Regions from separate parts of the Homo sapiens genome. Here region 1 is linked to region 2. Evidence: read pairs that join two places in POLR2A ChIA-PET (ENCODE). Cell type or tissue: PC-9. All regions are shown on one strand. Each heading gives the region's core, and the rest is flanking DNA. Links, peaks and the distances in the headings are about the cores only. Region 1 holds the start of HID1 (HID1 domain containing). Region 2 overlaps KCTD2 (potassium channel tetramerization domain containing 2).

Evidence for each region. ChIA-PET counts read pairs that join two places held together with the same protein. Peaks named below come from ENCODE experiments on the same cell type or tissue, not always from the same donor. Only the 100,000 strongest peaks of a DNase experiment are listed, where the experiment ranks them.
Region 1: POLR2A ChIA-PET joins it to region 2 with 12 read pairs; 19 of 35 experiments call an interaction of 5 or more read pairs at or near these places.

Annotation. Positions count from the first base shown.
Region 1 is chr17:74,970,962-74,973,862 of GRCh38, forward strand. It overlaps HID1 (HID1 domain containing), which reads right to left and starts at 1,798. Exons shown (of 19, transcript NM_030630.3): 1 at 1,630-1,798. The coding sequence starts at 1,695. All of the region lies in intron 1 of HID1-AS1 (HID1 antisense RNA 1), which reads left to right. RefSeq lists a silencer at 1,753-1,862. In PC-9, for the core only: no CTCF peak of the experiment used is centred there; a DNase peak (open chromatin) is centred at 1,210; H3K4me3 peaks cover 1,975 bases; H3K27me3 peaks cover 346 bases.
Region 2 is chr17:75,055,556-75,058,456 of GRCh38, forward strand. All of the region lies in intron 3 of KCTD2 (potassium channel tetramerization domain containing 2), which reads left to right. Among named protein-coding and RNA genes, the nearest start is that of KCTD2, 9.8 kb to the left of the region's middle. In PC-9, for the core only: no CTCF peak of the experiment used is centred there; no DNase peak of the experiment used is centred there.

The DNA.
Region 1 (2,901 bases), core at 233-2,732, 85 kb before region 2:
CTATCCAGGTTCTATTCCAAGCCTACTCAGCTGGGAAACAGAACAGCACCATCTCAAGTGGCCCATCATAGGGCTGTAGCCAGGGAAAGACAGAGGGACACAGTATTTTGGGGAAAAGGCCTGAGCAGGTAGGAATCTAGGCCACTCCAGAGCCTTTGGTACTCTGCTGAGCTGGCCCCACTGGCCTGGCAAAGGACCCCAGCTGCCGAGCCCACAGTGCAATCCTCCAACAAGGAGTTTCTTCCCCAGGCAGGTAAACATGGGAGCCTCCCTTCCTCCCTGCCTCCCCACTCCTCTCCCTGCAGCCCTACACTGAGGGGCTAGCCCACTTGCCACCTTCCCTGCCACCCACAGAACGAAAACCCCATCCTAAAAAAGCCAAGCTCCAGAACGACCCAGGAGCCGTAGGGAATGGAGAGAAGTGCGGTCTGGTTTCTATCAAGAGCCTTTCAGCCGGGGTTGGACTCTCCAGAGGCCCTGGGCATTTGCTGCACATTTGACCCTTCCAGGGTGGGGAAAGGGGTGAGGGAGCAAGGTCTGGCCCCTGGAGCTGTGACCAGCTGGCTGTGGGAGCTGGCTTCCTCCATCCCACTCTAACCTCCAGCAGCAAGAGAGAGCCCTGGAGAGCAGGAGGTGGGGGGGCCAGGAAAGAGGAAGATCCCAGATGGCAGCAGGTCCTGTGTCCCCTGAAAATGGGGGACATGGGGAGTCAGGGCCGAGCATCTCTGTGGCCACGGTGGCCTGATTCAAAAAGCCAGGAGAGAAGGGGTGGGCAGAGAAGCAGTCTTGCTGGGGCCAGGTGGTATAAGGAGGTGGCTATTGGGCCACTTGTGGACTCACAGGAGAGTTATGAGCATGGACTAGGCTGGAGGGTCCTTAGGCCCCTCACCAGCTGACTGAGGGCCATCCTGCGGGTCCCCATCCCTGAGCCAGAGAACAGAGCACACAGGCTAACAGCCTTTCCCTTGCAGGGCCTCGGGGAAGGCCCCTGGAGAGGTCCCCAGCTGGGAGGCTGTGCTCAGTAGGCCTGGGGACAGGGCCCCCCACCAGGCTGCCTCGCTGCCCGCCACTCTTTGCGTGTTCCCAGGAAGACCTGGGCCTTCCCTGCCCACGGGCATCGACCAGGGCCCAGCGAGGCCGCTGCCGCGCACACCAGCTGTTTCTCCGACCCGGGCGGACGCCAGCCAGGCTTTGTTTGCATTGAGTCAACAGGGACTGTGCGTCCGGGACCCGCGGGCAATGAGGGGCAGGGAGGGGAGCGGACGGTGGATGGGTGGGTGGGGGCGGCGGGAGGCTGGAGATGCGAAGCTGGGGACGCCGCGGGGCGGGACAGGGGGCGGACAGCTGTGTCGCCGGCTCGGGGAGTAGGCACACGTCAGCCTAAGGTGGCAGCAGCGGCTTCGGGGAGAGGGGTGTTCCCAGGAGAGGAGGCTGAGGGTGGGGGACTAGGGCCAGGGGATGGAGCTTCCAGGTACAGGCCGCGGGGTCCCGTTCCGGCGCTGGCCTTGGCGTTACGCTCGGGGCCCGCCCGTCCCCCCATCTCCCGACGAGCCAAGTTCGCGTACCCCCGGCCCTGCCCAGCCCCCAGCCCGGCAGGTGGATGGGGACGCCGGGGCCCCCGTGGCGCACCTGCGTCTTGGTGGTGAGCTGGATCACCGCCTTCCGGAAGTTCAGCTTGGAGTCGGTCGACCCCATGTCTCTGGAGCCCGCTCCGGCCCGGCCCCCGCCCAGACTCCAACCCGGCTCCGGCTTCAGCTCCGGCTCCAGCTCCGCGGCCCCCGCGGCTCTCGCAGGAGACAAGCGGCGCGCCCCGCCCCCGGCCCTCGTCGGCCCCGCCCCGACAGGCCCCGCCCCCGCGTGGCTCCGCCTCCTGCACCTGCAGCGCCCGCCGCCGAAGACCCGCGGAGTCGGCGGTTCCAACCCAGCGCCGCCGCACGCCGGGTGCCTTCTCAGGTCCCACCCGGAGCCTCGACGCTCTTCCTTCTGCGTCGGAGCATTGTACCCGCCTCCGCTGCTACCACGCAGTCCCCAGGGCCCAAAACCCTCCTCGCAGCTCGTCCCCCGCCCCGGTCCTCACCCTTCATCTCCGCTCCGGCTCCTGGCCCACGTCTCAGCTGGCCCTCTCCATCCCACTTTCCTCCTTCTCAGTCTGTCTTTCCCATTCATGTTTTCTGAGCATCCACTCTCTTGGTTCTCCCTTTTTCTGACCTGTCAAACCCACGTGTTCAGACAGTCCCGCAGGCCCTTGGTTATGAGGGAGGGAGGCGCTGACTCAGTTTCCATACTCCAGGAAAGCAGCTCCTCGCCTTGCTGAGCGCGAGAGTCCCTCGCGGTCCCGACCCCTCTCTAGCCACCAGATTCCCAGAGAATCCTTTGAGATTCATCCATTTCAACAAATGTGCTGAGGGTCTGGTATTTGCCAACTCTGTGTCATGGACGGACACAGCGGACATAAGTAGTACAGCCTGCTCTTTATGGCGAGCAGCTAGGGAGAGGGATAAGGAAAGAAGCGGCCAGGGTACAGCCAAATAAGCCTGTAATAGAGGCAGATTAATCATCAAAACAAGGCCGGGTGCGGTGGCTAACGCCTGTAATCCCAACACTTTGGGAGGCCGAGGCAGGCGGATCACGAGGTCAGGAGTTCGAGACCAGCCTGGCCAACATGGTGAAACCCCGTCTCTACTAAAAATACAAAAATTAGCTGGGCTTAGTGGCGCACGCCTGTAATCCCAGCTACTCTGGAGGCTGAAGTAGCAGAATTGCTTAAACCTGGGAGGCAAAGGTTGCAGTGAGCCGAGATCACGCCACTGCACTCCAGCCTGGGCGACAGAGCAAGACTCCATCTCGGGGGGGGGGGGGGAATCAAAACAAGACGACAATGACGATATCTCTAATAGCTAC
Region 2 (2,901 bases), core at 307-2,806:
GGGCGTGGTGGCTCATGCCTGTAATCCCAGCACTTTGGGAGGCCGAGGCAGGTGGATCACCTGAGGTCAGGAGTTCAAGACGAGCCTGACTAACATGGAGAAACCCTGTCTCTACTAAAAATACAAAAGTAGCTGGGGTGGTGGCACATGCCTGTAATCCCAGCTACTTGGGAGGCTGAGGCAGGAGAATGGCTTGAACCCGGGAGGAGGAGGTTGTGGTGAGCCGAGATCACGCCATTGCACTCCAGCCTGGGCAACAGGAGCGAAACTCCCATCTAAAAAAAAAAAAAGAAAGAAAGAAACCCTGTCTACTAAAAATACGAAAATTGTCTGAGTGTGGTAGCGGGCGCCTATAATCCCAGCTACTTGGGAGGCTGAGGCAGGAGAATCGCTTGAACTAAGATAGCAGAGGTTGCAGTGAGCTGAGATGGCACCACTGCACCCCAGCCTGGGCAACAGAGTGAGACTCCATCTCAAAAAAAAAAAGTTTTCTGGCTCTAACTGGAATATTTGGATGAATAACTGACACTAATGATGAAAAATTAACTCTTTTATCCACTTTATCTCCAGCAGTTTGCAAAAGTGAAGAGAAGGGCTTATTCATTTAGTTTTCTTCCATCTAGCTGACAGCTCAAAGGCTCCTTTTTGATGTTCAAAGGTGGCTTTGTAGTTGGTTTGCAGATTACCACTTGGAATGTGATCCAGTGTCACCAGTCTCTTTGCTATCTTACCTTTACGTGGTATCTTTCACTATTGTAGATATTTAATAGTTTAGACATTTTGGTAATCTAGCCTTATCCTCAGTTTCCCACATTCTAAAAAAATGATTGCTTACTATAGATTTTAAAGTACCATGAATTATGTAATTTGAAATGATTCAAGTCATGGTACCTGAACATTCTCCCTTCTTCGTCATTAGCTAATTCCTGGAGAGCATTATAAGATTTCTGTTTGATGACCGCAATTAAATTAATTAGTCTTCTAGATTCTGAAGGCTTGTGGATTTATACCCCTTTGGAAGCTTTTTTGTTCTAGGAATGTCAAGACCTTTTTGATGTTAACTATCTTTCCATCTGTCCTTTTTATGTAGTGAAACTGAAAAATGGATTTGATGTTATTCAAAGACACCCTCTTTTATACTTGTTGTATGTGGCTCTAAGATGAAGTTGGCTGTGTGTGGATTTTCGTTTTGTTTCATTTTGTATTTTTCTTTATTTTTTTGTGTGTGGATTTTCAAACATGTTACCTCCTTGAACTTACCTGTAGCCCCTCACACATGCAGGATTCAAGCCAAGCCCAAGATGTGGGCCTCAACCCTACCTTCGGTTTCATGACCTCTTAGCTCTTAGTGGCTGCCACCTAACTACTTTCCTCTGTTTCTTTTTTTTTCTTTTTTCTTTTTTTTTTTTTTTTTTTGGAGACAGAGTCTCGCTGTGTTGACCAGGCTGGAGTGCAGTGATGCGATCTCAGCTCACTGCAACCTCTGCCTCCTGGGTTCCAGCGATTCACCTGCCTCAGCTTCCCGAGTAGCTAGATTACAGGTGTGCACCACCACGCCCGGCTAATTTTTGTATTTTTAGTAGAGACAGGGTATCCCCATGTTGGCCACACTGGCCTCAAACTCTTGATCTTAGGCGAGCCACCAACCTCAGCCTCCCAAAGTGCTGGGATTACAGGCGTGAGCAACCATACCCAGACTCCTATTTCTTAGAATAGTATTTTTTGTAGGTGATTGATCCTGGTGCATTTGAGAGCACAAGTGGTTTACTTTGGAAGGGAGAAAAAAGAGGCAGTATAATGGCATCTTAAATACCTGGGACTTTGACAGCTGTGGCCAACATCACAGATCTTTTGTGATACTCTGAATTTTGTACTTATACAATTGGTTTCCAAAATAAGTGGTTACAACCAATTAAAATCTTCAGAGGATTTGTACTATATGTAATATGGAAGGAAATCTTTGAAATCCTTAGTACTTTGGTTAATGATAGCTATACCTCTTTTTTTTTTTTTTTTTTCCTCGAGGCAGAGTCTTACTCTGTCGCCCAGGCTGGAGTGCAATGGCGCGATCTCAGCTCGCTGCAACTTCTGCCTCCGGGGTTCAAGCAGTTCTCCCGCCTCAGCCTCCCGAGTAGCTGGGATTACAGGCACGTGCCACCTCACCTGGCTAATTTTTTGTGTTTTTAGTAGAGATGGGGTTTCACCATGTTGGCCAGGCTGGTCTTGAACTCCCAACCTCAGATGATCCGCCCACCTCGGTCTCCCAAAGTGCTGGGATTATAGGCGTGAGTCACTGCACCCGGCGATCGTTATACCTCTTTTGGAAGAAAACATAGAAGAAAAAATACAGCATTGTCGGCCGGACACAGTGGCTCATGCCTGTAATCCCAGCACTTTGGGAGGCCTAGGTGGGTGGATCGCCTCAGGTCAAGACCAGCCTGGCCAACATGGCGAAATCCCGTCTCCACTAAAAATCCAAAAAAATTGGCTGGGCACAGTGGCTCATGCCTGTAATCCCAGCACTTTGGGGGCCCAAGGCGGGCGGATCACCTGAGGTCAGGAGTTTGAGACCAGCCTGGCCAACATGGTGAGACTTCGTCTCTACTAAAAATACAAAACTTAGCCAAGCGTGGTGGTGGGCGGCTGTAATCCCAGCTATTCAAGAGGCTGCTGAAGCAGGAGAATCGCTTGAACTCGGGAGGCGGAGATTGCAGTGAGCTGAGATGGTGCCATTGCACTCCAGCCTGGGCGACAGAGCGAGACTCTCTCAAAAAAAAAAAAGGAAAAAAAAATAAAAAATTAGCTGGGCGTAGTGGCACATGCCTGTAATCCCAGCTACTCGGGAGGCTGAGGCAGGAGAATCGCTTGAACCAGGGAGGTGGAGGTTGCAGTGAGCCAAGA